2 separate regions of the Homo sapiens genome follow, and region 1 is linked to region 2. Evidence: read pairs that join two places in POLR2A ChIA-PET (ENCODE). Cell type or tissue: PC-9. All regions are shown on one strand. Links, peaks and the distances in the headings refer to the core of each region. The heading gives the core; the rest is flanking DNA. Region 1 has its middle 28 kb from the start of FBLN2. Region 2 overlaps FBLN2 (fibulin 2).

Region 1 (15,943 bases), core at 3,948-11,947, 60 kb before region 2:
CCTAGCTGGCCGCAGTCACCCCCACACTGGGTGCCCTGTGGGGTGTGACCTCTCACACCCCTCAAAGGGGTGCAAGTGGAGGCTTGGGGCTGTGGGAACCATCTGGGACTTCCCAGTTTCTGGGACTTTCCTAGCCCCTGCCAACCCTGAGAGGCTGAGTTTCTCAGGGTGTGCCCTGGTCTTGGAACCAGAGGGAAGGGATCAAGTGTGAGGGGGGCTCCTGCTGTGGCAGTGGGGAGTGTGCAGGGGCCTTGCCAGAGGCCCGCTCCCTTCTGGGACCCTCCAGCCAGTGTGCGCATTCCACCGGTTGTCTCGGTAACCGATACCAGGCGGCCAGACAAAGTTACCGTGTGTGTCTGGGAGGCTATTTTGTCTAATATGCTAAAAGGCCTTTGGAAATTCCTGGAGCCCATCTGGTCCTAGTTACCCCACAATATTGCTGCCTCTTCAGCTCACAGACAAGGGAACAGTTTTATTTCTCCTTTTGGAGCTCAGGAATGTGCCTTAAACACGAGCCGGCAGACGCCCACTTGGTGCACGAGTTCCTTGGTCACGTGTCACACTCATCGTCCTTTAAAAAAGGACTGCTGCTCTTTCCCCTTGGCTCCCCAATCCCAAAGGGTCCCTCCCAACCCCATTACCTAGAGAGTGATGTGGGGAGGGCAGATGCTTCGGGGGTGGGCCCGCCTGACTGCGATGTGCCCGGCCTCTGCGTTTTCTCTCCTGTGTCCTGGGGATGGGAACTCCTGAGAATGGAATGCAGCCTGGTGTGTGGTAGGTGTTTGGTACATGCAGGTTTCCCAGCTGGCTCTGTGAACTTAAGTAGGTCCCTTGACCCATCCAAGCCCCAGTAGCCTGCTCTGTAAAACCGGGCTGGAAAGTGTGGTACAGGAGTTTAGGAAGGTCTCAGCCACACCAGGGGATGTGGATGATTGGTCCTTACTCACCCGGCGCTTCTGCCCACCCATGGCTGCCTCCAGAGGGTGTGAACACATCCAGGGCTGCACATCTGAAGCCTCTCTTGCGGGCAGAAGAGATGTCTTCAGGTCCAGCTGCTCCCATGCTTTTTGCGGGGCCGGAGTGTGTTTCTTCCCTGGAGTTCTTGTCCCTTTGGGTTTTTCGGGTTCCTCTGGCCGCAGTGCCCAGAGGCTGGGTGTGGCCGCTCCAGGCTGGCTGAGTCTTGGCAGCTGCCCTACATGGTTGCCTGGGGCCAGGTGACATCCTTCTTGCTTCCTTGAAGAGCTCCCTCTCCCCAGTCCCAGGCTGGAACAGTCACAGTGCCCTGCCCACCTAGGCTATGATTCCAGGGGCTGTGTAAGTGTGTGATTCAAGCTCAGATAACCCTAGACCAGGCTTCTTCCAGGCTGGGCAGGCCTGCACCTCCATCCCCTGCATGGCTAGACGTGGCATGTACTTGTTTTATGAACCATGAGCTCAGTGGCTTGTGTGCCCTCCAAGTGGAAGCTTTAAGAGCCAGTGTGCGATTCTCCACAACCCCTTTGCCACAGCGATGGAGGGAGCACATTTCAAGCTGTAGCCCCCGACAGTCTGGGTCCCTGAAATCCCAGATGACTCAGGTCTCCCAGTCAAACCAGGGCTGACATCCAGTGTGAGCGATAAATAAACCTTGATTGTTTAAGCTCCTGATGCTTAAGGGTGGTTTGTTTCTGCAGCATAACCTTACTGATATCAGCCTGGCTGATACACTTTCCATTTCCCTGATCATAGGGATGGTTTAGAGATATCATGTGACTCAAGAGTCCTTACATTACTTTTACATTTTGAGTGGAAGAGGAAGGACTTTATCTTCTGAGTTATCAAGTTTTAGAGAAGCCATATTTCCCACCACAAACAGAAAGCCTGTCTGAGGTATGAAATAGTAAAACGAAGGGAGAAAAAGAAAAAACATGATGGAAAAGAGGGAATTCTGGTGATGTCAAGATAGGGCTGCCATGAGCATCTGCACAGGTTGTGCACTGCACAACTCTCGAGGCTGCTGTTACACGGTAATCACAGTAGATTTGTGTATTGATTAAAATAATTTTCTAGTAGGCACTAGTAAAGTATTTTGAAGAAGTGGAGCCTTTTTCTAATTTGCAAACAATTGCTGCAAAGGCTAGTGACCATGCCATAATCAAGACCCTGATTTTAATCCTTGAGTCCCCAGAGCTTCTCTAGCTCGATAAGTACTTGGTGTAATTTATTATTTTGGTGAATTCCCTTTGTTGTTAAGTTCTGCTCACAGCAGAACCATTGATAACTCAGACACTCACAAGATGCATCAAGCTTATTTTCTACTTTCCAGAGCAAACCCTTAGCGCTTTTAGAAATAACAGCTCAACAATAAGAGAGAGACAGAACAACCGTTAAATGCAGACATAAGAACAAGAATAACAACAAAATATCAGTTTGGGGCCATTTGTGTAGGTGCAAGTAACGTTCCCTATCTCACTGAGCACCAAGACCTTCACTGTACTGGTCTGTGGCCTGAAAATGGTTCACCATGGTAATTAACGCAGAGAAGACATTGTGTAGACTTCATGTCCTCTTAAAATAGTTAAATTATAACTGTGTTGTTGTCTAAAAGGAAAGACCAAAATTATCTAGAGAGTTCTCATCTGTGTGGCTTAAGCTAGATGAATAACGTATCATTGTAAAAGGATAGTGTCAGCCAAGGTCCAGCCCCCAGCTGTCCCCAGTGTAGGAGGTGGCCCCACTGGCAGCATCCCTGACACCACTCTGACCTGCTCAGGACAGCTCTTTCTCACTCCCCTAAATGCCAGGAGTTTCCAGAAAAAGTCTGGGGGAGGCTGTGGGCTCTGGGGTCAGACACTCTGGGGTGGGGTCCCTTTCCAGCAAGGTGACTCTCAGCAAGTGGTTCCCCGACTCGGAGCCTCGGCTACCGCTTCTCTAAAATGGCAATGGCCATACCCACCTGGGGGGCCATTGGGAGGGTCGGGCGGGCCTGGGAATGACCCAGCACACAGTAGGTGCTCAATGAGAAGCAGCTGGCACCAAGGTGGGATCTGGGTGAGTTCAGAGCCCAGGCACGAGGGCTCAGAATCTCAGCTCGGCCTTGCTGAGTGCTTGGGCGATTCACTTCGTCTCCCAGAGCCCCAGTTTCCTCAGCTCAAACTGAGATCCCCAGGGAGTTGAAACAAGCAAGCATTCTTGAGACTGTGTGTTTCCTTGCCTGTTCTTCCTGCCAGGCAGTAAAGGGGCAGGATTGGGTCTGTCCCTGACTCGACCCCCGGAACAGGGCCTGCGGTGCTTAGTAGGCGCTTGGTAAAGACTCAGTCATTTGCTCCAGTCGGGAGGGAAGTTGGCTGGTGCCTGCTGGGGGGCTCCCCCTGCCCTTCTGACTGTGGGGAGCAGGCCCAGAGCCGACTTTGGCCAGGCCGGGGTAGAGGCCTGCTTCTGCCATCCCTGGTGGGCCCCAGCGTCTCCTCTGAATCCCCACCCTGCTCCTGAGCAAGTGCTCCCATCCCCCACCCTGCTCTGGCGGCTTGGCATAGGTGGGACACCAAGCCTGGAGCTCCCGGCTGCTCCAGCCACCCGAGCCAGCCCCACAATTGTTTTTCCACCTGGAGCGTCCAAGGAGTTGCTGGCAGCCAGGCCAGGCGGGGGAGGCGGGGGGCGGTGTTGGAGGAGACATCAGTGGGCGTGGGAGGAACAGGCTTCACCCTTTCCATCCACAGGGGTACCGGTACTGGGATAAACTGGACGGCACTGGTCAGGGCCCACTTTCCTTTGACCTTAGGTGAATGACTTAACCGCCCCAGTCTCATTTACTTCATCCATAAAATGGGGATAATATTAGTAGCTGCCTCTTGGGGTTGCTGTGAGGAATAAATGCGTCAGCTCATGTAAAGCACTCAGAACCATGCCCAGAAGCAAGTGGTCTTGATGGCAGCCCTTGCTATAGGCACTCTAGGCTGGATGCGAGGGTTCTGCCGCACACAGCTGCCTGGTGTGGGCCAGCCACGTCCACTGTCTCTGCGTACCATGTGCACCCACAGCAAGCCTCCGGAGGTGACAGCCCCTCACAGAAGCTGCAGGAAGTAGAAGCGGAGTGGGTGGCAGCTCCCTCCCTTGCTTCCTCAGCTTTCTCTCCCCTTCTTTCTTCCACCAGCCTGGCAGGTGCCCCCAGAGGCAGGGGATGGGTCCCCTGACCTCGGGGAGGACCCCCAGCCCCATCAGCCGCGGAAATGGTGGACCCGCGGGCCCTGGGCTACTGCCATGCTGCAGCCCTCGGAGGAACTGAGCAGGGACAGGGCCAGCCTGGGTCACCCGATGCAGCTGCACAGATGTCAGGCCCGGCATAGCCGAGGTGTGGTCAGGCTAGGTTCCCCTGGGCCCCGCTATGGGAACAGGCTGTCCCGACAGCCTGGCTGCCATCCCTTGCTGCTGTTGTTTGGAAGATAGAGCAGTCATCAGCCCCAGCCCCCGGCAGCCCCACCCTCCCCTCGGCTTCTGCAGCTCCCAGGCCTGGGACAGTCCCTGGCTGACCCAGGTTGTGCACTGGGTGGCCTGAGGCAGGCCCTGACCCTCTGTCGGCCTCCATCTTTTACCTCTACTGAGAAACCGGGGGCGGAGCCCTCTGTCCCTGCTGCCCTTCCAACTCAAGGCCCAGGAAAAAGGACAGGAGGCACATGGTGGGGTCCGGGGCCAGGGTGCTCACATGTGCTTAGTGAGCACCAGGAGCCACCTTAGAAGGAAGGTGAGGGATCTGTAACCTTGGTCAGGACAGCCACACAGGAACTGTCTCCTGGACCCAGGAGGAGCAGCAGGACCCAGCCTTCTAGGCAGCAAGGGAAACTGAGGCAGGAGCCCAGTTATAGGGCCTAATAAACTTGATCCAGGAGGAGGCAGCTACTGCGTGGAGACTTGGGCTCCAAGGTCCTTGTGAATCCAGGGTCCAAGACCATCGACCTCCAGCCCTACCCACTGATGGGAAGGAGGCTGCCATCTTTCCCATGCCCGCTCAAGTGAGGCTCAGGCCCCAAGCATGGCAGGCTGGTTTCAGGGGCATTGAAAATGGGTCCTGGGTTCAATCCTGCCTGTGCCACTTCCTGGCTGTGTGACCTTGGGCAGGTCCTTTCTCTCTTTTTCTCCATTTCTTCTATAAAGCGGGACAGTAATGCCACCAACACAATGCCGTAGAGGTAAAGCTTGGCTGTCATGTACACCAAAGGCTTGGTCTGCAGTCTGACCTCTGTGCCTCTGTCTTCCTCCACCTCCCCTTATCCATCCAGAGGGCCCGAGGAAGGAAGCAGGCACGGGTGGGGTTTGCTCTGGCACTTGCTTCGGAGTCCTTGGATACCTCCAGGCAAGTCCTTGATGCTTTTCCCAAACGATGCCAGCCCAGGGATGGATTCTCTGCCTATGGGAACTTGGGTCCATCCCAGGAATGTAGGCCAGACGGTGGGGAGGAGAAAGTGCAGGGTGGAGGCTCGGCCAGCGTTCTACCAAGGTCTCTCGGGCACGAGGTGAAGAGTGGGCACCCGCCTGCAGAGGCAGTGCCAGGGACTGTCGGCCTGGGCTCAGCACAAATGTTGTGGCTGCCCCCCCAAGGGTTGGTGGCAGGAGGCCCGGGGAAGCCTGCAGGCGGGAGCAGATATGTTCTGCTTGGAAGGATGCTTGGGACAAAGCCAGCTCCGGGAGCTCCTCGTGTGGCTGGACACATGGGGCAATTCCTGGGCTAGGGGAGGAAGGCGGCGCCTGCTGAGGGGAGGGAGGGCATCTTGCCAGGGTTGGCAGAGTCTAGGGCCTGGGAGCTGGGACCAGGCATCAGGGCCTGGGGCCAAGGCCTTGGGAGGGCTGGCGAGACCCAGGCAGGCCCCAGCCCGTGGGCCTCGCAGACCAGGACTCTGGGTTCACTGTGCCTTGGGTGTCGCACACTCAGCCCTGAGTTGTCCTCAGGGCTGGTCCTTCCCTTCCCCGAGGCTGACCCTGGAGGGGCGGCTTCCTGGGTTGGGGGAAGCTTGGTGACAGTGCTTCGGCTGACTTTGTCTCCAGAGTCCCCTCTTCCCTCCCCAATGACTCCAGACCTCTGGGGGTGGGCGAGGCCGGGTATCCTTCCCTCCTCTGATACCCTGGCCCCAGCATTACTGGAAGTCCTGCCCCCAGGTCCTATGACACACAGGGCTGGACTGTTTGGAAGACATTCTAATGAGGACAAGAGGGAAATAAACACGGAGAGTCTGGGGAGTGGGACAATGGTGTGTGTGCGTCTGTTGGGAAGGCCTTCCTGCAGTGGTGCTGATGCTGCCGCCCGATACCCACAGGATTAGGCTGAGACTGCACTGCCCCTACCCCGAAACCCCATCTTTGCCGCTCCTGCCTCCCTGGCTGCCTGGCAGGCCTCTCCCAGCACTGCGGGAGTTCTGCCCCCATTCTCCTCCATCTCCTCTCCCAAGAGGCAGCCAGGCTGAGATTGGGGGCCCTTTCCCTCTTTGGTCCCCCGTCAGGAGGTGGGATGAGGTCCCCAAGGAGTCCCCACCCATTTGCAGCCTGAGCATTGGAGAGACTGCTGGGGCTGGGGCGGGGCCAGGGAGCTGGGCACCCACAGCGACCCCAATGGACCTCAGAGCGCCGCAGCCCCTGTCTCAGCTGCAGGAACATGGAGAGCGTGGGTGGAGCTCCATGCTAGCTTGCAAGTCCTCTAGCTCCGACAAGAATCAAGCCATCAGCTTCTCTTCCTCCTAGAGAGGTCCACTGGCTGCAGAGCCTCCAAGTGTCTGGACCCAGAGCTTCTAGCCCACCCTTGAGCAGCCCAGCAAACTCAGTGCTCTGAAAGCTCAGGGGCTTTCGGCCTGAGGAGCTATTCCAGCCCAAGAGGGCTTCCTGGAGGAAGAGACGTTTGAGCTAAGCATTCTAAGCAGAAGGAACAGCATGTACAAAAGCCCAGGGGCACGAGAGAGCAGGCCCCTTCCAGAAGTGGTGGGTGGCCATGGCTAGAAGCCTGGGAGACTGAGGACAGGGAAGAGCTTTGGTATTTTGGATGCCTTCTCCCCACTTCAGGCCTCATCTTGTTTTGGTCTTCCCCAGCCCCTGACCTGGGCCCCTCCCTGGCTCTGCTACTTGCTTGTTGTTAGTCTTGAGCCAGTTACCTTTTCTCTCTGAGTCTCAGTTTCCCTATCTGTAAAATGGGGTGGAGCCTCCCTCCTCCCACAGCTGTTGTGAGGAAAACACCAGCATGAACTTGGCTAAACCCTCTCCCAAGGCCTGGCACAGAGTAGGGCTAACAAGGGAAAAGTGAAAGAACAAAACAGCAACATCAACATAGTGTTTTCCCCTCCTTGCCTTCCGTTGGAACTTCTGTCCTCAGGAAACCTCAGTCCCATCTCCAGGGAAGAATAGAGATCCTGGGCCTGAAGGCTTTTCTGTTTTGGCCTCCCTGTGTGATGCCAAATGAAACCCACCTCCTTCCCGACCCTCAGTTTCCTCATCTGTGAAATGGGAGGGAGGAACCACAAGGCGGTTTGCAAATGACAGCCAGCCCCGCTGCAGTGTGTCCTCCTTTCTGTCATGAGGAAGACCACCTGGATCGCCTACACTGGGACACTGAGGCCCATGGAGAAGGACGGAGTCCCTGCCCTGCACATGCTGTGTGGCCCTGACAAGTCCCAACACTCCCTAGGCCTCTGTCTCCCCGCTCCTGCTCTTTCCAGGCTGTTCTTGGAACTTGCTGGATGGAAGGGACTCCAAGGCAGGGGGCAGAGAAGGCTGAGGGGAGGAAGGGCGCTTGCCCTGGGCGCCCAGGTGCTGCTGGGGTGAGACAGTGCTGAGCTACCTCAGGGGGCCCCCACCCCACCTGCATGTCCCTGCCCCCAAAGGCCTTTCCACCCCTTCAGCCCCACAAGGCAGGTATCAATCCAGAGATGACCCTGCTAGGCCCAGGGAGAGGCTGGCAGTGTAGCCAGGAACTCTGGGTGACTGCTTGGTACCAGCATCCCTTCCTGACAGCCCCACGGGACACTGGACTCTCAGGCCAGAAGCCCCACTCCCAGAGGGGCCAGTGTGTGAGCTGCTGGGAAGAGCAGCTGTCCCGGGCAGGGAACCTGGGGGTTCCTGAGAAGGGAGGTCATTTTACTACGCTCTCTACTTCTGCTAGAAACTTTCTGAAATAAAAACATACAGCGCAGACCCTGGAGAGCAGCATACACCTGCCCATTGTGGCATGAACCCTTCCACTCAGGCCTTGGTTCTTGACTGTTTTCTCCATGAATACATTAATTATACGGAAGTGATCTGCCCGTATGGGTGTAGATGTGGCAATCTGGTTTACAATTTTGTGTCACATAAATGTGAGCCAAGAGGCAGAAACAACCCAAATGTGCATCAGCTGATGAATGGATGAGTAAAATGTGGTGTCTGCACCCAGTGGAATATTATTCAGCCATAAAAAGGAATGAAGGACTGATGAGCCCGACCACGTGGATGAACCCTGGAAACATCATGCTGAGTGAAAGCAGCCAGACACAAAAGCCCACAGAGTGTATGCTTCCATTTAAGCCCACAGAGTGTATGCTTCGATTTGTCTCCAATGTCCAGAATGGGAAATCCATAGAGACAGAAGCTAGATCAGCAGTTGCTAGGGCGGGGAGTGGTGAATGGGGAATGAGTGCTAGTGGACGTGAGATTTTTTTGTTGGGGTGATGGAAGTGTCCTAAAATTGATTGTGATGATGATTGTATAATCCTTCAAATATTCTAAAAACTACTGAGTTGTTCATTGTATTTGTCTGTTCTCATGCTGCTAATAAAGACATACCCAAGACTGGGTAATTTATACAGGAAAGAGGTTTAATGGACTCACAGTTCTGCATGGCTAAGGAGGCCTCACAATCATGGTGGAAGGCAAAGGAGGAGCAAAGTCACATCTTACATGGCGGCAGGCAAGAGAGAGCTTGTGCAGGGGAACTCTTCTTTATAAAACCATCAGATCTTGTGAGACTCATTCACTATCGAGAGAACAGCATGGGAAAGCCCACCCTTCATGATTCAATTACCTCCCACCAGATCCCTCCCACCACACATGAGAATTATGGGAGCTACAATTCAAGATGAGATTTGGGTGGGTACACAGCCGAACCATATTATACACTTTAAATGGGTGAATTATATGATATGTGAGTTATATATGAATAAAGAGGTCTTTAAAAAGATATGTACTTTATGTGTTAATGTGAGTATGCCAGTATTCAACTATAAGGTGTTTTGTATTGGAAATTGTGAAAATAAAAATTATGGTCTTGGAGTCAGTGTGCCTGTGGTCCTAGGTGTGAGACACCCTCCCTGAGCCTCAGTCTCCTCATCTGTAAAGTGGGGATAATACTAGCACTTCTCTCACAGGGCGCTTGTGAGGATTCGGAGGGGGAAGCAGTCCGGGCTGCCACAGCTCTTACTGTTATTGTCGATGTTATCCTTGTTGGGCTGTGCAGGGAGGCCCTGCCAAGCTCTGGCAGATTTCACCCTGAGTTGGGGCCCTGCTGCCATGAGACAGCAGGTATCTATCGGTAGTACCTGAGAGACTTGGGTCCTCTCCTGACTCTGTCCTGCACAGCTGTGTGCCTTTGGGCAGGCTGGTGAGCTCTGGAAGCTCAGTTTCCCCATCTGTGAAATGGGAATGAAGCCAGCAGAGCTCCCCCACCTCTTCCTTATGTCCCCTCCTCAGAGAAGCCTCCCCTGGGCCCTGTTTTAAAAACAGCCATCCTGCTACTCCCTCTTCTTTTTCCCCATTGTATTTTTTTTTTCACTTGCCACTTCTGGACACAGATGTGTTTGTTTACCTATTTGTTTTTATTGCCTTTCTCCTCCCCCTGGAATGAGCCCCATGAGGGTCTCAGGCAGCACCGGGCACATGGCCAATGCTTGGAAATGTCTCTGGAGTGTGGAATGTATCCCAGGTGTCGTTGGCCAGGACAGGGAGCTAGCGTGTTCCCGCCTCAGGGCCTTTGCACTTGCTGTTCTTTCAGTAAGTATCCACATGATTTGCTCTCTCATTTTATGCAGTTCTTTGCTTACCTATCACCTTCTCAGGGAGGCCTTGCCTGATGTGCCTCATATTTACCCTCCCCTCGTGCCAGCCCCGCCCAGCTTCCCCCTGCTTCCCGTGCCACCAGCTGACCTTCTGCGTGTTGGCTTACTGATGGGCCTGCTGGTGGTCTCCCCACACAGTGGTCAGCCCCAGGCCAGCAGAGATCTGTGCGCCTTATTGCCTGCTGGGGCCCCTGTGTGCATGGTCAGCACTCAGCAAGTATGTCTTGCATTAATGTCATTTATTTCCTGGAGGAGTAACCATGCATGGAAACCCCTTGAAAAATACCTGGAAGCATAGACACCAAAACTCATGACCGTGGGTCTCTCTGGGCAGGGAGGAGAAGCCCTGATTGTCCATTCTGTGTTCTAAGGAGAGGCAGGCAACTGTTCAAGGGGCTGGGCCACAGCAGAAAATGGGGGACAAAGACCCTGACCTTCGTGGGGCCAACAGTCCAGTGGCAGAGGCACAAATAAATCCATGCAACACAGAGGTTCCCGAAGTGTGGTCCGCAGACCCCCAGGAATCCCAAGGCTCTCTTAGAAGATCCACAGGGTCAAATGGTTTTCATAATGATCCTAAGATATCATTAGCCCCTTTCCTTCACTGACATTTGCTCGAATGATGCAGAAGATGAGGAGAAAAGCACAGTCGGGGCCGTGGTGCACCTGTTGGTGGCCCCTATAGTCTTCACCAGCACACCTGGGTCACATCCTTGCTAAGCGCACAGACTAGCAGTGGTGTTGAGCCTGACCCTTGAGTGCACATCTTCTGAATATTCTTCGTGACAAAGTGGGAAGTGCACATAAAGCAAGCCCAAGTGTGATGGTTCTCAGAAAAAAGGCACACGTGAGATGTTTGAGTTGTCAGCCCAAATAGCCACGTTTATATAGAACCCAAGGGTTTCATAAAAATGGCAAGCTATGGTTATTCAGACTTGGTATCGTGGCAGATATTTTCTTGAAAATGATCAAAATGAGCTGTCGCTTCAAGGAAAACAACTGACAGGAATTGTTGCCAGTGAAAAGATTCCAGCTTTCAAGTGAAAATTAGAATGTTAGAAAACTGGCCAGGTATGGTGGCTCACACCTGTAATCCCAGCACTTTGGGAGGATTGCCTGAGCCCAGGAGTTTGAGACCAGACTGGGCAACATAACAAGACCCCATCTCTACTAAAAATATAAAAATTAGCTGGGCATGTTGGCGTGCATGCCTGCAGTGAGCTGTGATTGGGCCACTGCACTCTAGCCTGGGTGACAGAGCGAGACCTTGTGTCAAAACAAAAAAACAAACAAAAACTTGTACCAGCACCAGGAGCCAATACTTACAGACTTTTCTGATGAGATTGGCAGGGATATCAGCAAACTGTGATGTTTACTTATTGAATAATAAGATATGTCAACATTTGGAAGGTGAGTGAACCAATATTCTTTAAATGATCAACCCATGTTGTTACAATATGTGTGAAGGTAAAAAAAAAAAAAAGCCATTCAAAGAACAAGATAGACAGGCTGGGCGAGGTGGCTCACTCCTGTAATCCCAGCACCTTGGGAGGCCCAGGCAGGTGGATCATTTGAGGTCAGGGGTTCAAGACCAGCCTGGCCAACATGTTGAAATCCCATCTCTACTAAAAATACAAAAATTAGCCAGGCATGATGGTGTGTGCCTATAGTCCCAGCTATTTGGGAGGCTGAGGCACAATAATCTCTTGCACCCAGGAGGTGGGGGCTGCAGTAAGCCGAGATCGCACCGTTGCACTCCAGCCTGGGTGACAGAGTGAGACTCAATCTTAAAAAACAAAACAAAACTCCAGGTGCAGTGGCTCATGCCTGTAATCCCAGCACTTTTGGGAGGCCAAGGCAGGTGGATCATTTGAGGTCAGGATTTCAAGACCAGCCTGGCCAACATGGTGAAATCCCATCTCTACTAAAAACTCAAAAATTAGCTGGCGGGAGTGGCACGCGCCTGTAATCCCAGCTACTCGGGAGGTTGAGGCAGGAGAATCTCTTGAGCCTGGGAGGCAGAGGTTGCAGTGAGCTGAGATTGCGCCACTGCATTCCTACCCGGGTGACAGAGTGAGACCTGGTCTCCAAACAAAAAAAAAAAGACAGATGGATTTTCGTGTAACCAAGTATGAAAAGCTCTTCATATGGTTCCAAATTCTGCATCATGAATAAAGTTTAAGAAATTAACACTCGTTGAGTTTTGGTGTTATAGCAAAGAAAAATATTCACAAAGATCTGAAAAGTCTATTAAAATGCTCCTCCCTTTTCTAACTGCATATCTGTGCAAGGCCAGATTTTGTTCACATAGTTCAATGAAAACCACATATCGCAACGAACTGAATGAAGAAACAGCTATGAAAATCCAGCTGTCTTCAATTAAGTCAGACATTAAAAGGATTTGCAAAAGTGCAAAACAACACCACTTTTCCCACTGATTTCTTTGTTTTGAAAAATGTAGCTTTTTCATAAAAATGCTTTATGTGAACATGTATTATTTCTTTTAAAAAGATTCTCTTATACTTTGATAAATATTCTAATAATTCATCTGTCTTAGTTTTGAATACAGTAAATATCAGTTTTCATAACTCACATGAACTACAGCTCTTTGAAGTCCTTGATAATTTTTAAGAGTATGGAAAATAGGCTTGCCAGATACAATGGAAGTGTGTCCTGTGCAATATTTGGGAAGTAGTTGTTCTAAAAAAATTATTTGTTATTTATTTGCAATTCAAATTGAACTGGGCATTCTGTACTGTTATTTATGTAGTAAACCCGGTGATCCTACTAAAGGGATCCTGAGAGCAACATATTTGAGAACTGCTGGTTGGGAAGAAAAATAAATTGGGTAAGAATTCAGAGTGTTCCGCGTGATCAGGGCCTGTGTCATCGGGGCCAGCCACACGGGGAGGAGGGCTCTGGTTCGGGGCTTGGTGAGGGTCAGGGCCTGGAGTCTGGATGGGGCTTGAGGAGCCGGAGACACAGCAAGGAGGGAGGGAGATGTGGTCTCCTGTTGCGCTCAAATCTGTTCCAGGAAGGAGGACACCTCTATGTCCAAGAAGTGGGCTTGCAGAGAGGCAGGAACAAGCCCAGACTTGGGAAGCTAGTGCGTGGCATCAGGAGCAAACCCTCTCAGGCTTGACACAAAGCCCACGCCTGGCCTTTCTAGTTTCTTCTCAGCTGAGGACAGGGATGAGGATGGGAAGGGACGGCTGGCACCGGGCCTGGAGGTGGTGTGCTCGGCAGGGAGCTTCCTTCCTCCCTGGCTGAAGAAAAGGCAGCCATGGGGGACAGGGAGGAAGGGCAGCAGAACAAAGGCCTTTTGTGCAAGGGAGGGTTTCGGGCTGGCCCTGTCTGCACACAGGATTAGGGTCACCAGTCTGGTGGGCAGGCACGGGCTGACCCAGGCTGCCTGCCGGGCACGGCGTCCCTGCTGGTGTGGGGCTTGGCTGCTGCGGCACATCTGCGATGGGTGGACTTACAGCCATCTGGGCTGGGAAAGTGAGAGGGACCCTGACGAGTGTCCCTCTGGGGTCACAGGGCAGAGCCAGAAATGTCCTCATCCCCAGAGACCTCCTCCTCGGGTCAACCCTGCCACTACTTAGACCAGGGGTGGTGATTGCCCAGGCGGGACATAGTCAGGGTGAGGACCGAGGTGGTCTGGTGTCTCCAGGTGGGGGCCAGGGTATATGCAACAGTTTCCAGCCATAGGATCTGTGGGTTAGGTCAGAGGGTTAGGCCTGGGGGCGTCAGGCAGGACCCTTCCTCACAGCTAATGAAGTGCTAGGGGTGTGGCAGGCTAAGGTGAGAGGCAGGAACCGTCTGTCCTGGGACAGCCAGTAAGGGGTGCATTGGCTGCACCTGATGTGAATCAGTAATGAACCCGGCCAAAAGCCAGGCTGCTTTTTATTATCACCATGCTCTGAAAAATCTAAAAAAAGGTGAATGATAGAATATTGCTCCTTGTGCTAAACAATTGCTGTAGATACTGTTAAGTTTTACTAACATGTATGTATGCTCACATTAGCATATTCTGGTGACTTTTTTTTTTTTTTTTGAGATGGAGTTTCACTCTTGTCACCCAGGCTGGAGTGCAATGGCACCATCTTGGCTCACCGCAATCTCCGCCTCCTGGGTTCAAGCAATTCTCCTGCCTCAGCCTCCCAAGTAGCTGGAATTATAGGCATGCTCCACCATGCCTGGCTAATTTTGTATTTTTAGTAGAGACGGGGTTTCTCCATGTTGGTCAGGCTGGTCTCGAACTTCTGATCGCAGGTGATCCTCCCACCTCAGCCTCCCAGAATGCTGGGATTACAGGCGTGAGCCTGCGCCCGGCCGACTTTTGTTTTAATAAGCATGGAGAACTCAGTTATGCAGTCAGCCCCGAAACATGCCCATTCAATGACAAGCATGTGTTTGGAGAGTCTGTTTGTGGTGATTTAGGATCATTTGAGCAGCTTAATATAAACTTGTGTCTCTAGTTCCTGGTGCAGCTACCTACTCTTGCATTTAGGAAGTGGGTTTGAAATAATCAGTGACTGTGCAGTGATTAGAAAAAGAAACATGGCTGAGCCTGGTGGCTCATGCCTGTAATCCCAGCACTTCGGGAGGCCGAGGCGGGTAAATCACCTGAGGTCGGGAGTTTGAGACCAGCCTGACCAACATGGGGAAACCCCGTCTCTACTGAAAATACAAAATTAGCCAGGTGTGGTGGCACATACCTGCAACTACTCGGGAGTGTGAGGCAGGAGAATCGCTTGAACCTGGGAGGCAGAGGTTGCGGTGAGCCGAGATCGAGCCACTGCATTCCAGCCTGGGCAAAAAGAGCAAAACCCGCTCTAAAAAAAAAAAAAAAAGAAAGAAAGAAAAACAAAGAAACAAAAATTGAGTTATTTCAGTTCTTTCTCTGTGCCCACATGGAGTTTTTATTCGAGTTTAACATTTAAAACAGTGAAACAAATGCAAACAGAGTGAAATGGTTTTGCTTGGCTAGTGCACATTTTAGTTCATCCATACAATGTTTTCATTTTGTGATTACTACCAAGAATAACTGTAAAAGTGACCTGCTCTGAGTGTCCGATGTGCTATGTCTGCCACTGGGCCAGAGTAACCACAGAGAGAACCCGGATGGGGTGCAAGACCCTGAGGTATGCCAGGCAGAAGGTCACTCTGAACCCCAGGTCTGGGCGGGGAGGCAAGGCAGGGCCGGGGAGGGGGTGCTGAAGGCACAGCTGAAGTAGGGGTGGGAAAGAGGGCCAAACAGAGGCTGGAGTGCCACAACAGGCCAGGGTGGAGGAGTCTGCCAGGAGCCACCCCACTCCCACCTTCTGCACGTCGCATCTCTGTTAACAGGACCCTTGGCTGCTTCTGACGTCGCATCTCTGTTAACAAGACCCTTGGCTGCTTCTGCTGGCAGACAGCCCGGCCGCCCTGGAGCTGCAAATAACAGCTATTCTGCCCATGCCTCACCTCCTTCATCCTTTCTCTGCAATCTTTTGTTTGACCACAAGGGCAGAACTGGATGGAAGAGGAGGCCTAAGGGAAGGGAAGGAACTCTGACTGAATGCCCTCTCTGCAGCCCCTTGTGGCCTGGGCTTCTCCTGGGCTTCCCCACCCCTTTCCCCCCTCCCCACCCCTTTACTCCGTCCCCACCCCTTTCTCTTGGCTTCCTTCCTGGCTGGCTTCACTCTCCTGTCCCCAAGGTTTTGCCTTATCCTCTGGCTTTTTCCACCGATATCTGGACATTTCCCTAAATCCCACATGTTCCCTTCCCCTCTCTCTGTTAGAACCCCCAAGCACAGCTCCAGTCCCCATGACCCCCGTCTTTTCATCCTTGATGCCCTGGCCACTCCTCCCTGGACCCCAGCCCCTCCCTAGGCTGGTCACCACCATCACTTAGG
Region 2 (15,943 bases), core at 3,296-11,295:
AATCACCACCTGGGAGGCAGAGGTTGCAGTGAGCCAAGATTGTGCCATTGCACTCCAGCCTGGGCGACAAGAGTGAAACTCAAAAAAAAAAAAAAAAAAAAAAGGGAACCACTGTGAGAGGTTGAAGAGCTGAAGAAGGCAGAAGAGAAGCCTGCTTCCACCACTTTCTGCCCCTGTGTCCACAGGCGGTGGCCTGAGCTCCCTGTAGCCCACTCTCCACTCCTGTAAACTAAGAGGGCTGTTGTGAGGACTACGCGGCTCAGCAATCACAGAGCGCCGAGCACGGTGCCTAACAGAGTCACCGTGTTGAGGGGCGTCTGCAGTGGACAGCAGCAGTCATTTGAGTTTTAGGGTTTCCCTGTTAGCCAGAGCATCACAGCATTCAGATACTCCTGCCCTGCAGAACCTGCGTGTGTGAGGCCCTGAGGAAGGGGCCCCTTTCCTGCCATGCATTCCTGGGGCCACAGGCTGTGCTGAGAGGCCTTCTGCAGGTCAGGGGCTGCCCCCAGCTGCTCTGGGAACCTCCGACCTCCTGAGGGCCGCCCTGCCCGAGGGTTCCTCCGTGTGGCCCTCCATTGTGCCAGCCCTGCGGGAAAAGCCGCCCTCACGAAGCCCCTTGAGTGACAACAGACGTCAGACCCCTTCTTCCCAGCCCAGGGAGCCGGGCATGTGGCTTCCATTAGGCCACATCTGGACATGCTCAGAGGCAGGGATGGCCTGGCCGAGGCAGTCTGGATCCCTGGCAGGGCTCCAGCTCAAAGACAGGACCCCCAGCCCAGCCAGGCCTGGGGCACTGGCTGGAAACCCCTTCTCTAGGCCCCAGGGCTGCCATGGCAACGCGGCTGGAGGGGTCACTTCTGGCCCCATTACCTCCCTTTCTGCAGGGCCCAGGGCTGAGCAGGGCAAAGCCACCTCCCCAGCTTCTCCTCACCAAGGGCTGCTCCATCATCTAGATCCCCCAAGGCCTCCCCCAACAACAGCAGCCAGGGGCGCTAGGGTCCAAACCCCACTTCCCCCAAGAGGCTCAGTTGGGCAGCCCGATCCCCCACCCGCTGGGCTTCCATCTCCCACCCCTCCCATGCTGCGTGCACATGGCCGTGACCAGGGATAAACCTGCCTGTGTACATCCCTGTAACGCCCTCCTCCCCCATTAGACTCTAAACGAGGGCGAGGTTGCGTCTGCCTTGCTCACTGTCGCAGCCTTGGCTCAGTGAGGGTGCTCTGTGAGTATCTGTTGAAGATATCAGCGGGTGGGCTGAGGACAGACGGTGACTAATCATCGTCGCATTTCTAATTGCTCAGCAAGTCCTCAGCTGAGTGTTGGACACAAATTAGCTCATTTAATCCTCAAAGCAGCCCCATGATGCAGGGACTTCCCTGCTGCTTACAGGTGGAAAAACTGAGGCACAAAACCATAAGCCGCATGCTCAGATTCTGTGGGTTGAGCCAGAGCCCATGAATTCGTGATGACAAGTGGGCCATGGGTGGGCAGAAGGGTGAGAGTTGGGGTGCGGCTGTGGATGTTTATCTGGCCAGGCCTGAGCTTCTGGGTCCCCTTTGAATTCATCCTCTACCCCTGGGTCCTTAAACCTTCCATTCCCTGCACACCAAACGCTGCAGCTGCCTGTCCCTGCCCTAACTCTGGTCTCTGGGCCTTTGCGTTTGCTGGGTCCCCTGCCAGATCAGCCGTCAGACAAGATAAGGGGGACTCAGTTGGGGGCCTAACAGCCAGCAGTCCTCATCAAAGCCCACACCTAAAAAATCTATTTGAGAAAGCTCAGGGCAGAGGGGAAAACTGGGGCTCCTGATAACAAAGCTGCTCTCTAGGATCCCACAGCCCAGACCACAGAGAGGCCTCGGGCATCAAGAGGCAGGACTGGGGGCCAGGGGTGGGGCTGCTTCTATTTCAGAAACCCTGGAAGCTGCACTGCATGCACCACGCTTCTGAGCCTGGCTGCATGCCCTCCCTGGCACACGTGCACTTCATTACACACTCCACCCACAACATGCATGTTCCGCTCCTCCCCCATCCCAGCCCACCACCTCCCACCACCAGGTCCCGCCTGTGACCTGGTGCTGCTAGCCACACCTCTTGGACTGTGCTCTGCTGAGAATAGGGAGATGGAGCCTACCTCCCCAGCTTGTTGGGAGGATCATATCACAGAAACAAGAGCCGGGCACCCAGGAGGTGCTCGGCAAGGGCGAGTTCTGTGCCCTGCCCACCGTAAGCAGGCTGGAAGCAGAGTTGGCAGGGGTGGCAGCCGGTAGGCCTGGAGGAACCCACAGAGACCCCAGTTTCACCCTCATTGCATGTGCATGGGCTTTGCACATGGTCCATGCCCAGCAAGTGCTGTGGGAGGACTTGGGAGATGGGAAAACAGGATCCAAGCTGGTTAAGAGCCTTGCCCAAGGCCACAGCTATGGGCAGCAGAATGAGTAGATGGGAACACTGCTGACACTGCAGAGCCCCTCATGCCCCCTCCTTCAGGAAGCCTTCCCAGATATCACACAGGCCTCTCTTCCTCACAGCCCCCAGTCTGTGAACCAAGTCCATACTGGTTCATCTCTGCCTTCCCAGGGATGCCAGGACATGCTCAGAGCTGACACCTGATGAAGGCTGTAGAGTAAATGATATGGGATTGAACAAGACACAGGCATCCAACTGTGGGGACAGATCTCTAGAAACCTCAGAAGGGAGACAGGAAGAAAGTAGAGCTGGAGCTGGGGGAGGGGGATGAGTGAAGGCACAAAGATTCAGGAAGGCTTCCCAGGGGAGGTGCTATCTGAGCTGGCCAGGAACAGTGTAAGCAAATGCTTGGAACAGAGGGGAGAGAGGTCGGAATGCTCAGGATGGCAGGAGAACTAGGGTGAGGAGGAATTACTGAGAGAAGGGGTGGTCAGGGGGATCCCCCCCCCCCGGGTTCACTCATTTATCCACCCAGTATTTATAGCGCTCCAACTGTGTGCAGGCCCTGCTAGAGGCCCTTGGGCTCTGCAGAGAATATGAGAGGTATGGTCCCCACCCTCACCTCACAGTGCTGACATTCTGTTGGGGAAGAAAACAGTAAACAAGTCCATGGGAATTATCTGCTGTAATGTCAGGTATTGCTAAGAGAAATTAAAGCAAGGTGAGGTGGCTCACACCTGTAATCCCAGCACTTTGGGAGGCCGAGGTGGGTGGATGGATCACCTGAGGTCAGGAGTTCAAGACCATCCTGGCCAACATGGTGAAACCCCTGTCTCTACTAAAAATACAAAAATTAGCTGGGTGTGGTGGTAGGCACCTGTAATCCCAGCTACTCAGGAGGCTGAGGCAGGAGAATCGCTTGAACCCGGGAGGCAGAGGTTGCAGTGAGCCGAGATTGCGCCACCGCACTCCAGCCTGGGTGACAGAGCCAGACTCCGTCTCAAAAAAAAAAAAAAAAAAAGCACAGTGAGAGGAAGGGTGGATGGACAGGGGAGTCCTCCCTGGGGCGGTGACCCGAGCAGAGAGCTGAAAGGGGAGGAGCGAGCCACGCGTGCACCTGAAAGAGGGAGCGGCGAGTGCAAAGGCCCCAGGGCAGGAAGGTGCCTGGACAGGAGGCCAGTGGAGCCGAGATAAGTGGGGGAGAGGGAGGGGGATAGGAGATCTGGGAGGTCACTGGGGCAGGCTGTCCAGGGCCTGTGGCCACCATGAGGACTTTGGCTTCTACTCTGAGGTGAGAGCTACAGCAGGGTGTTGAACAAAGGGGTGACACTGGCCAACTTATGTGTTAACAGGATCCCTGGCTAGGAGGAGTGGCAGAGTTGGTACAGGGCCCTCACAAGGAGCTCCCAAAAGGGAACACATCCTCTCTGTTGTCAGTACAGAGACCCAGAGCACAGCTGTGCATAGAGGCTCTGCTGGAGAGAATGGGAGCAGGTGGCTGCCCCAGGTCCACAGAGCTCCGTGGCTGGACAGGTGCCCTGCATTTGCTGCAGTCCCCTCCAGGCCAGCTCCCCAGGTCTCATTGCCACCAGCCCGGGGGCAGCTGGGTTCAGGCCCTCTGCTCAGGGGCATCTGTCAGAAACAGCAAGTTTCACCCTGTGGCAACCTGGAGATACTCTGCATGGACATCCCATTTCATGGAAGAGAAAACTGTCATCTTGGGGCTGTAGCAGGGGGCCCCAGTCTCCCAGTGGAGGAGGAGGGCTTGTGGTTCCCATGGGGGACCTAGAGGTACAAGTGGGTCTGGGTGGCTGGTAGCTGGGTGCTCCCTGTGTTTGCCTGCCTGGGCAAAATGCGTGCATTTCACAGCCGGACCCAACCCATCTTGAGGGTCTGGGGCCAAGGCTAGGCCTGCGGTGGGTTTCTTTAATTTTAAAAACTAACTCTGTTAGTTTATGCAAATAAAACCACTTTATTGAGATATTATTTGCATGTCATAAAGTCCCCACTTTGAGGGAGCAGAATCTAGTGGGTTTTAGTAGATTTGGAGTTGTGCAGACATCCCCAGAATCTAATCTCAGAGCATTGTCATCACTCCAGAAAGACACCCACATCTGTAGCAGTCACTTTCCATTCCCTCTTTCTCCCAGTCCCCGGTAGCCAGGAATCTTCCTTCTGAGTCTATGGATTTGCATATTCTGGATATCCCTGGACTCTCTGGGAATCATGCACTATGTGGTTTCTAGTGTGTGACTCTTTCACTTAGCACGATGTTTTCAGGGTCCATTTCATGTGGTAGCATGTGTCATTAATTCCTTTTCATGGTTGAATAATGTTGTATGAATATACCACATTTCAAAAATCTGTTCATCTGTTGATGGACATTATTCTTCCAGCTTTTCAGTATTATGAGTAATGCAGCTATATATATTCATGTGTAAGTTTATTATATGGACACATGTTTTCATTCATCTTGGGAACATATCTAGGAGTGGCATTGCTGGGCCACATGGTAACTCTGTGTTTAACCCTTAGAAGAACTACCAGCCTGAGGCCGGGTGTGGTGGCTCACGCCTGTAATCCCAGCACTTTGGGAGGCTGAGGCAGACAGATCTCCTGAGGTCGGGAGTTCAAGACCAGCCTGACCAACATGGAGAAACCCCGTTTCTACTAAAAATAAAAAAATTAGCCGGGTGTGGTGGTGCATGCCTATAATCCCAGCTGCTTGGGAGGTTGAGGCAGGAGAATCGCTTGAACCTAGGAGGCGGAGGTTGTGGTGAGCCACGATCACGCCTTTGCACTCCAGCCTGGGCAGCAAGAGTGAAACTCCGTCTCAAAAAAAAGAGAACTATCAGACTGTTTTCCAGAGCGACTGCACCATTTTACATTCCCACCGGCAGTGCACAAGGGTTCCAGTTTCTTCACATCCTCACCAGTTGTTATAGCCATCCTAGTGTGTATGAAATAGCATCTCATCGTGGTTTAGATTGCAATTCCCTGATGACTAATGATGCTGAGCATGTGTTCATGAGATTGCTCTAGAAACTTCTAGAATACGCAAGCACACATCCCATTAGCCTCAAAGTGATGACATCATCACACTGTCATGTAGTCTCCAGAGAAGTCCACTATACACTGCACTGGGGGAGAGTGTATGAAGAAGGCAACCAATGTCCTAATGTTATGACAAACATAATTTTGACCTTATGGATCCCTGAAAGGGTCTTGGAGACCCTATAGGGCCAGGACCACACTTGAGAACCACTGGTCAGTGCAACTACAAGCATGTAGGTGCGTGCACGTATTTTCACAAGCACTAACATAGGACGCACAGCGTTCTGTTCTATGCCTTTTTCAAATAACAATGGATCTTGGAGCTTTTCCCTGTCACTGCATGGAAAGTCCCCTTTCTGTGTTTGATGGCCGTGGTGCCCCACAGCATGCAAACCCCATCTTTGATTTACCGGTTCCCTTACTGATGGATATTCAGGTTGGTTCCAGTCTTTTGCTCTTAAAAAGCGATGCTGCTGTGAGCATCTCTACACCATGCCCCAGTGTGGAATTGTGAGGTCGATGTGTCTGTGCTTTTTTTCTTTGTACGCTGTTCATTGACACATAACCACTAGAACCTGTCAGAAGCACACAACTCAAATGAATTTTCCCAAGTGAACACACCTGTGAAGCTGACCCTCAGCTCATGAGACAAGAGCCGGCCCTAGGAAGCCTCCTTTGTGCCCCTCCTAGGAAACCACCTCTCTTGACTTCTAATGGCAGAGGTTAGTTTTCCTGCTCTTAAACTTTTATAAATGAATGACCGTGCCATTGCGTGTATCGGGAGGGGGTCTTTTTGATTGTTGCATAGTGTTCCGTTGCAGGGATCGACCCTGCCTAGCTTGTTGTTCCCCGGCTGGGGGCATTGGGGTTGTTTCCAGTGGAGGCCATGAGCTTTCTCTGCCAGGCTTCTGGTCCTTATGCCTGTGCATTTCAGTTGAGAGGTGCTGGCTGGCTCAGCTCTAGGAGATATGGATGTAATTTTTTTTTATATGGACGTATTTTTATAGCCCTGGTAGACGTTGTTCACTTGTTCGCCCTGGAGGGTGTACTGGATTTTACTTACACCTGCAGTCATGAGAATGTCTCTTTCCTCGTTCTATTCATGCGACAAATATTTATTGAGTGCCTCTCTCACCATTGCAGGAGCCGGGGAGACAGGGTGAGCAAAACAGACAAGACTGGAGCTGCCAGTCGTGGGGTGGGGATTCACACAGTCAACAAAATGAACATCTGAAATCTGGCACGTTAGATGGTGAAAGTGCTAAAGAGGAAATTAAGCAGGTTCTGGACTTTGCCAGTCTGAGAGGTGGGGAGCAGCCTCTCCTGGTGGTTTTAGTTTGTGTGTGCGTAGCTCTCCACCCACCTCGTCTGATGGTTCCCCAGTGAGTCTCACTGGTCACACTCCCACCAACACTGCTGTGGGGTGGCCTTCCTGCCATTCTCGCTAAACCAATGTTAGTCTTTCCTCCTTGGACACACCTCGGCCATGTATAAATTACCCATTGTCACAGGAATGCAAGTGAGGCAACCACAGCTCCTCCGTAGCGCACACAGTGCACATTTATTATTGCTCCCAAGTCCACGGGCCAGTTGGGCAGTCCTGCTAACCTGGCCAGGCGTGGCTGACACCTGCTGGGCCTGAACGTGTGTCTGTGGTCACCTGGCAGCTCAGCTGGTCCGGGATGGCCTCAGCCAGGATGGCTCATGTCTGTGCCACGTGGTCTCCAGCTGGTTAGCTCTGGCGTGTTCTCATTGTGGAAACAGAGGTCCAAGAGAAAGATTAGAAACACACAGGTGTTTAATTTAGGATCTTGAAGATGGAGAGCACTCCTTCAATGATTAAGATAGACTTGAGATGGAGATTGAGATTTTATTACTTCCTGGGGGATACGTGGTGCACCTGGGGGCCACACACACGCGGGGAAGTCAGGGGCGGCAGGTGGGGGGTGGGGGGGAGGTGTGGGCCTGGGGCACTGGCTTTCACTGGGGTCCAGGATGGGGAACATGAAAGTCCGGTAGTGGTTGGGCACTTTAAAGCAAGCAGGCCTGAGATTTGAAACAAACCAATGCAAAGTCCTTTCCTGGACGGAGGTGTTATTTTGGAATCCTGCTGGCCTGGAGGTCAGGTGTGGGTTTGGGGAAGGAGCTCTCTGGGCTGAAGTAGAGGAAAGACAGCAGGAATTTATCATCTAAGTTAGGTGGCCAATCAGACGTGGAGGCTGAGGTAGTATGCGTGCCGTAAACCTCAACACCCACAGACTCTTGCACCTGGGCTCCGAACTAGCAGGGCCGCTGCTTTTGCCACATTGTGTTGGCAGCCAGTCAAGAGGCCAGCCCAGGGTCAAGGCTCCTGGCCACGAGAGTCACTGCAGAGTCCTGCTGCCATGGTGGGGATTAAGGAGGGGGAGAATGCAGGCGGTCAGTTCAGTGGGTGCCCCCGTGCCTGACCACCAAGCCCCAGACCCCGTGCCAGTGCTTCACGTGCCTCCTCTCATTTAGTTCCCATAGTGACCCTACAGCAAAGGGATTACGAGTCCCTTCCCACCGTGGTGTCAACCTGTGCCTGGCCATGGCCTAGGGCGAGGAAGTGTTGAGCCCAGCTCTGAACCCAGATCTGTTGACATAAAAGGCATCTCTGTGTTTTCTGCTTGGGTCCTGGCACAGGGCTCCCCAGGTTAGAGGCTGGCTCGACCCTTCACTAGCTGTGTGACCTCAGGCAAATTGCTTAACTGTCCTGGGCCTCAAGATTTCTCATCTGTAAAAGGGGCTTACTGTTGGCTTCCTCCCAGAGCTGTGTTCTCAATGGGAAGAAAGCCTGCAGTGGACACCAGGTGCAGGGGAGGCCTGCCACAGAGCAGAGCTCCACTCATGGCTGGCGTCCCGGATGCTGTGGTTCCAAGTCCTGAGGCCCTGCTGAGAGGGTGGCGGCCTTCGAGCCCTGGGCTGCATCCTGTTCACGCACCCAGGCCAAGGCAGCAGATGCGGCTTTCCTGAGGCTGAACCATGCCTAGGAGTCCTTGGCCTCCTGAGCCTTCCAGAATCCTGGGGGCCTCAGTGAGCTGGAGTTCAGGATCTGTGCTGCGAGTTTCCCTGCGGGCAATGTCGGCATCCTCTACCTGCCAGCACCTCCTCGAGGCTAGGCCAGGCTGTGGGCCTCTAGGACCTCTGGCCTGCAGCATCCGGGGCTTTGAGGTGAAGCTTCTGGTTGAGATCAGAATTGTGTGGGCTGGGGCTCTGGTGGGACCTCCACCCCCTTGTCCACTCCTCGGCCTCCATGCTGGGAAAGTGGGCTTGGGGCCAAGTTGCAGTGAGATTGAGCCTGCTTTGGCCCTCAGAGAGTGAATTCCTGCCTCTGCCGCTCGTGGCTGTGTGACCTCAGGCAAGCGACTCACCCTCTCTGAGCCTCAGTTTCTGCATCTGTACAATGGGGCGGTCCTGTTAGTCTCAGGATTACTGAGAGGAGCAGGCGGGCTAACGGCAGCCAGCACAGAGTGCTGCTCCGGGCCACGGGCTGCTTGCCTCATCCTGCCAGAGGTTCTGCAGGAACTGGGGTGGCGGGGGAGGGATGAGAAGAGGGCTTTGTGTTCTTGTTTCTTCAAACAGATGTAGATGTGTATCTTCTGGTGGCCAGAAGTTGTCCCCTCTGGCAAAAGAGCAGAGGAGCCAGGCCTGGCAGGGTTGGGCAGGGGCCGTTCCGCTGCTATGTTTGCCACTCCAGCTGCCTCCAGATGTGCAGCAGCGTGTTCCTCACTGGCTGTCTCCCTCCCATGCTGCACTCTTGTTTCGGCCCCTGCCAACTGCGTCAGCAAACGCGCGAGCTGCGAGACCCCTCCTTCAGCCATACTGCCTGGCTGCAAGGCTGGCTTCCCACAGACAAGGGGAGGGGCACCCTCCTCTACTGAGTCTGCATGCGGGGCCCTCTTTGCCACCCTCACAGGTCACCCTGCATCAGTGGAGCATTTATTATGTGCCAGGCACTGTGTTAATCACTGGACGCGTATCAGTCCATTATGTGTCGTGACCCCGTGAGGGGATGTCATCATTATGTCCATTTTGTAGACGAGGTGACTGAGGCCCAGGCAGGTTAAGTGAATTGTCCATGGTTCCTGAAACCAGTGAAGTAGACGTTTGCCAACCCCTGACTTGGCCCCCTGCACCGGGCACTTCCACCTCCTGCCTGCTGACTCCCTGAGTTTGCCTGGCTGCCCAGTGTGAGCAGGCATTTCCCTGTTGTGGGCAGACTGAGGCTTCAGGACTGTCTGGATGGCTGGCCCTCAAGGGGCAAAGCTGAGCCCAGGGCAAGCTGGCAGGCCTCAGGCTCTGCACTCGCCCCCCTGCCCCAACCCCTCAGGCCTCTCCCTGGTACCTTCCTGGTCAAGGTCTAGGCCGGTGGACCTGGTGGGACTGTGGTTCCAAGTATAGTCAAGGGCCACATAAGGACGTTTTGGTCAGTGATAGACCCCATATATAAAGGTGGGATTAGCAGGTAGGCAAGCCTGCCTGGCACAGAGGGCCCAGAACCTGGGGGTGGAGGAGTAGGGAGAGAGGGAGTGAGAGGCTTTCTCTCCTGCTTCCAGCCCCGTCCTCTAGCCTGCCCCCCTCACCTTTTGGGTGCCAGAGATTCAGCAGGAACCACAAAGGTGAAGACCCTTAGGGATGAGGGTCCCTGCTGTTAACTCCAGCGACTGTGGCCAGCTGGCCTTTAGAATGCATGCAATGGAGAAGCAGCACTAGAAGTCTGGGAGTGAAACAGCTTGTTGGAAAGTGGGGGCCGTGGGGACCAGAGACTGTACCTAGAACACAAGGGCAGTCGCTCCTGCTGTTGCCCTGGGGCCGTGGAGGCCTGGCATGGTCCAAGATTTTGGATTTTCTACAAGAAGCCTGGGATCTGGAACTTCATATGACAGCTCCCAATTTGTAAATATTAGCAATTCGTTCACATATTTTTAAAGCACCCACAAAGTACACTACAGGCACCTGCTTGCTGCCATAGCTTGGACTCTCCCTCTGCCACCCCTCCTGACACCACTAGGATGACACAGAGGTCCAGTGCTGGGTGAGGAGCTGGCTGAGAGCTCTGCAGGTGCAGAGGATGGGGGCCCAGGAGCCCTGACTCCAACCCAGGCTCTCTCTGCCCAGACCTCCCATCCCAGCTGAGTCAGAGCTGGTGGGATCAGTGTCATGGTGAGGCTACATGGAGGGCTGAGGGCAGGGACCTGCAGGTTACTGTGCAGTACCTGGACCAGCAACAGTGGGAGCTCCACCCCTGGCCTGCAGGGGAGACTGGTGAGAGCCGAGGCTCCAGGGAGTAGCCGTGGCCATAGGTAGAGGCAACTGTGCCTGTATGGGGACCCCAGGATGCCACCCTCCAGGCCAGCCTCCCTCAAGAAAGAGCAGGGCTGACGGGTGGAAGGTGGGTCTAGGGCAGATAGGGAGTGGGCAGTAGGCTTTGGGGAGGATGGCCGTGCGGGTATGGTGGTTGGGAATCAGGGACTGTCCGCAATGCCACCACACAGGCATGGGCGTGAGATGAGCAGCCTCAAGCTCATCTCTGTGTGCTCCTCACATGCTCACACGGGAGGAGTTAGAGTGAGCTCAGATGCCCAGGTAGAGATGCCATGTTGGCGGTGGGAACTTGAGCATGGAGCTCAGGGCACAGGTCTAAGCTAGAGGTGGAAGCTGATCAGAGAATGGCTGTGCTTCTGTCCCTTCCCCACCAAGCTGGCCCACCTGGCAGTTGGGGCTGGGTTGGTGGTGGGTGAGTGATGGAGGACGACCTCACAATTCCTCATCTGTCACCGTGTGGCCCCTGGAGCCTGGATGCAGGAGCAGGGAGGCCAAGGGTCTTGCCAGAGGTTGCTTGGCTGGTGGGGGCATGGCTGGGCTTTGAGTGGAGCTCTCTGGCTTCCTGGCTTTGTGCCTCACACCCCCCACCAGCCGTGGCCATCAGGATAGAAGTGTTTCCTGCTTGGCGTGAGGCTGGTGAGCGTGTTACCCTGACCTCTCCTAGGCACCTTTGATCAGTGCTGATTGCTTCACTTTGAGTGTGCAGAGTGGCCAGTTATTCTGCAGGAGCAACTAGACAGAGGAAGGATGTATTTTAGTGGGGGGTGTGCATGGGGGAATCAGATCAATCAGTGCCTGGTCAAGTTCTAGGAAGGCGGGCCTGGTGGTACAGTCAAGCGCTGCATAATGACATTTCCATCAATGATATACTCTATATGTGATGGTCCCATACGATTATGGTGAAGCTGAAGGAGCTGAAAAATGCCTTTTGCCTAGTGACAGCGTAGCCATTACTCGTGTTTGTGGTGATGCTGGTATAAGCAAACCTACCGCACTGCCAGTAATACAAAAGCCTAGCACATGGGCTGGGCGTGGTGGCTTATGCCTGTAATCCCAGCACTTTGGGAGGCCAAGGCAGGAGAATCGCTTGAACCCAGGAGGCGGAGGTTGCAATGAGCCAAGATCGCACCATTGCACTCCAGCCTGGGCAACAAGAGTGAAACTCTGTCTCAAAAAAGCAAAACAAAACAAAACAAAAAGCCTAGCACGTGTAGTTAGTTACAGTGCATCATACTTGATAATGAATGTCTGTGTTACCAGTTTATGTATTTACTATGTTTTTGTTGTTATTTTGGTAGGCCTAGGGCACTACTGTGCGCTAGTGTGTTATTTGGCTTTCTACTTATTTGAAAAATAGTTAACTATAAAACAGCCTCTGGCAGGTCCTTTGGGAGGTATCCAGGAGAAGGCATTGCTATCATAGGAGATGACAGCTCCCTGCATGTTACTGCCCCTTAAGACGTCCCAGCGGGATAAGATGTGGAGGTGGAAGGCGGTAATATTGATGATCCTGACCCTGTGTAGGCCTAGGCTAGTGTGTGTGTTTATGTCTTAGTTTCTTTTTTTCTTTTTTCTTTTTTTTGAGATGGATTCTCGCTCTGTCCCCTAGGCTGGAGTGCAGTGGCGTGATCTCAGCTCACTGCAACCTCTGCCTCCTGGGTTCAAGCTATTCTCCTGCTTCAGCCTCCTGAGTAGCTGGGATTACAGGTGCCCGCCACCACGCCAGGCTAATTTTTGTATTTTTAGTAGAGACGGGGTTACACCATGTTGGTCAGGCTGGTCGTGAACTCCTGACCTCGTGATCCGCCTGCCTAGGCCTCTCAAAGGGTTGGGATTACAGGCATGAGCCACCACGCCTGGCGTATGTCTTAGTTGTTTTTTTTTTTTTTTTTATTGAAATGGAGTCTTGCTCTGTCACCCAGGCTGGAGTGCAGTGGCGTGATCTTGGCTCACTGCAACCTCCACCCCTGGGGTTCAAGCAATTCTCTTGCCTCAGCCTCCTGAGTAGCTGGGACTACAGGCGCATGGTGCCATGCCCAGCTAATTTTTTTTTTTTTTTTTTGTATTTTAGTAGAGACGGATTTTACCATGTTGCCCAGGCTGGTTGCTAACTCCTGAGCTCAGGCAATCCGCCTGTCTCAGCCTCCCAAAGTGCTGGGATTATGGGATGGAGCCACCTCACCCGGCCTATGTCTTAGTTTTTAAGAAAAAAGATTTAAAAGTTAAAAAAAAAAAATTGAAAATAGGCTGGGTGCGGTGGCTTATGCCTGTAATCCCAGCACTTTGGGAGGCTGAGGGCGGATCACCTGAGGTCAGGAGTTTGAGACCAGCTTGGCCCACATGGTAAAACCCCATCTCTACTAAAAATACAAAAATTAGCCGGTCACAGTGGCGCAGGGCTGTAATCCTAGCTACTCAGGAGGCTGAGGTAGGAGAATCGCTTGAGCCCGAGAGGCGGAGTTTGTAGTGAGCCCAGATTGGGCCACTGCATTCCAGCCGGGGTGACACAGCGAGACTCCGTCTCAAAAAAAAAAAAAAAAATAAATAAATAATTAAAAAAATAATAAAAACACATATAGAGTAAGGATATAAAGAAATATTTTTCTATAGCTGTACAATGAGGGCATTTATGTTTTAAGGTAAGCGTTATTACAAAAGGGTAAAAAATTAAAATTTATAAAGTAAAAACATTACAGTAAGCTAAGAGGAATTTATTATTGAAGAAAGAAAAATATTTTAAACTAAATTTAGTGTAGCTGAAGTGTCCAGTGTTTCTAAAATCTGCAGTAGTGCACAGTAGTGCCCTAGGTCTTCAAATGCACTCACCACTCACTCATTGAGTCACCCACGGCAGCATCCAGTCTGCAAGCTCCATGCATGGTAAGGGCCCTGTAAACCAAAAATAAAATTCTAAGGCCCCCCGCCACCAACCATCTAACTGGACTTCCTTCTCAGCAGGCGCTCTTAAAATTTAACTTGAAAGACTGGTTCAGGCCATGAAGGGAAGTGGGGGTCAGAGAGGCCTCATTATATCTCTCACATTAACTTCAGCACAGACTTTAAGTCTGATAAGAAACATTTTACAGCCTAGCTAAAAGCTTCATCTGCATGATAAAACTACACCATGCACAACCTCTTATCCCAACCCAAACATCATTCCTTTCTATTGATCCCAGGTCTTTAGACAAACTCAACCAATTGTCAACCACAAAATGTTTAAATTTACCTGTGGCCTGGAGGCACCCCCCAATCTTGCTTTGAGTTGTCCTGCCTTTCTGGACCAAACTAATGTGTTTCTTAAATGTGCTTGATTGATGTCTCCTGCCTCCCTAAAATGTACAAAACCAAGCTGCACTCCAACCACCTTGGGCACAAGTGGTCAGGACTTCCTGAGGTTGTGTCTTGGGCATGTATCCTCAACCTTGGCAAAATACTTTCTGAATTAACTGAGACCTGTCTCAGATTTTCTGGGCCTGCAGGCCCTATACAGGCGAACCACTTTTTATCTTTTATATCATACTCTTACTGTGCCTTTTCTGTGTCTAGCTTTGTTTAGATTCACAAATACTTACCATTGTGTTCCAGTTGCCTGTAGTACTCAGTACAGTCATGTTCTGGACAGGTGTGTCGCCTAGGAGCAAGGCTATATCATGCAGCCCAGGTGTGTAGTAGTCTATGACACTTAGGTGTGGGTAAGGACACTCTTATGTCCTCACACGATGACGACACCACCTAACCACGCATTTCTCAGAACGTGACCCCTTCGTTAAGTGACGCATGATTGTGTGGGGTGAAGGGAAATGGAAAGCTGCCAGGCGGAGGCACGGGGCGTTTGGTTCTGGAAGGGCCCCAGCCTGGCCCTGTGGCTTCTCATTGGGAACCCTGAGCTCCAGGTCCCAGACCACCTTGGCTTTGCTCTGGCAGAGCACGGCTGGTGGCTGCTCCCAGGGTACCTGCTGCCTCTTCTCCAGGCAGGACTTCTGAGTCAACGCCTCCCCGGCCAGCACGGATCACCCGAGGCTTTGCAGAAGACCACGCTGGACAGTGCTGGTGCCCCACTGCCTGTTTACTTCTAAGAGAAAAAAAGATCCAGTTTATATTATGTGATATTTTTACTTTGATTTTTTATCAATCATTATTTATGTTTCTAAAAAGGTATGTTTACGTTTCTCATAGTAAATACTGGTGTGGGAACACCAAAATTGCTATGTAGTTAAATATCTCTTATTAAACTGTACGTATGATGGGCTGGAAATTAAGCGAGAAAGAAAAAGCAACAGAATTAAATCATTTATAAGATTCATCTATAAGTAACACAAAACATCATTCTAAGAATCAGAATTACATCAAACTTCAGTTTGAGCAGAAGTATAGTCTCTTAGGTAATAGCAGTTCCTTAAATAATAATGAAAGAGAGAATTCATAGTTCTTTCTGAGAAGGGACAGTGCACACTTTTAGTGCCTTGCAAGTTCCACACATTCTTTTTAAACAGAGTTAAACTTGTCAAGAATTTCTGTGCTTCTCCTGAATCAGGGCAGGCCAGAGTTGTGCAAGATACTTTTCTCTCTTTTGCATAGAGTTGGCCCCTAGACATCGCAACAAAAATAACCCATGAAAATGCGGATGACAGTCGCACACATCACTGGCTCCCTGGAAGGCTGTGGAAGGGTGAGGCTTGTCCATGGGTCCTCTGACTGCGAACATACCACTTTCCAGAGCTTTCTAAGGAGCAGCTGGAAGTCAAATACTATGGGGTCTCACAGCCCCTCCCACCCATGTTGTTGAAGCCCACCATCAAGCCCCCTTTGGTAACTGTGACTCTCCCAGCCACAGCTCACTAACATCCCAGGGTTCCACCTGGAACCCCAGTCCACACTAAGCAGCTGGGACAGACTTTCAGTGGGGCTATTTGAGGGGGAAGGGGGCTCAGTGAAGAAGGGCCTCAGCCTCATCATTGTCCAGTGCTCTCTCTCATTTGGGACACACACACACATGGATATTTCAGTCTTGACACTGTATCTTGCAACTCTAAAAAATAGCGATATTCTCTAATATTATCACATACCATGACCCTATACTTCACACAATTACCAATTCCCTAATGCCTTCTAATACTCCAACTATATTAATCTCTC

Evidence for each region. ChIA-PET counts read pairs that join two places held together with the same protein. Peaks named below come from ENCODE experiments on the same cell type or tissue, not always from the same donor. Only the 100,000 strongest peaks of a DNase experiment are listed, where the experiment ranks them.
Region 1: POLR2A ChIA-PET joins it to region 2 with 5 read pairs; 4 of 35 experiments call an interaction of 5 or more read pairs at or near these places.

The regions. Positions count from the first base shown.
Region 1 is chr3:13,513,088-13,529,030 of GRCh38, forward strand. No RefSeq gene overlaps it. Among named protein-coding and RNA genes, the nearest start is that of FBLN2, 28 kb to the right of the region's middle. RefSeq lists enhancers at 1-136, 2,883-3,811, 5,185-6,074, 12,812-13,415. In PC-9, for the core only: no CTCF peak of the experiment used is centred there; a DNase peak (open chromatin) is centred at 11,494.
Region 2 is chr3:13,573,814-13,589,756 of GRCh38, forward strand. The region is part of intron 2 of FBLN2 (fibulin 2); the gene reads left to right. Among named protein-coding and RNA genes, the nearest start is that of FBLN2, 33 kb to the left of the region's middle. RefSeq lists enhancers at 3,018-3,771, 3,772-4,525. In PC-9, for the core only: no CTCF peak of the experiment used is centred there; DNase peaks (open chromatin) are centred at 6,608 and 7,008; H3K27ac peaks cover 1,983 bases.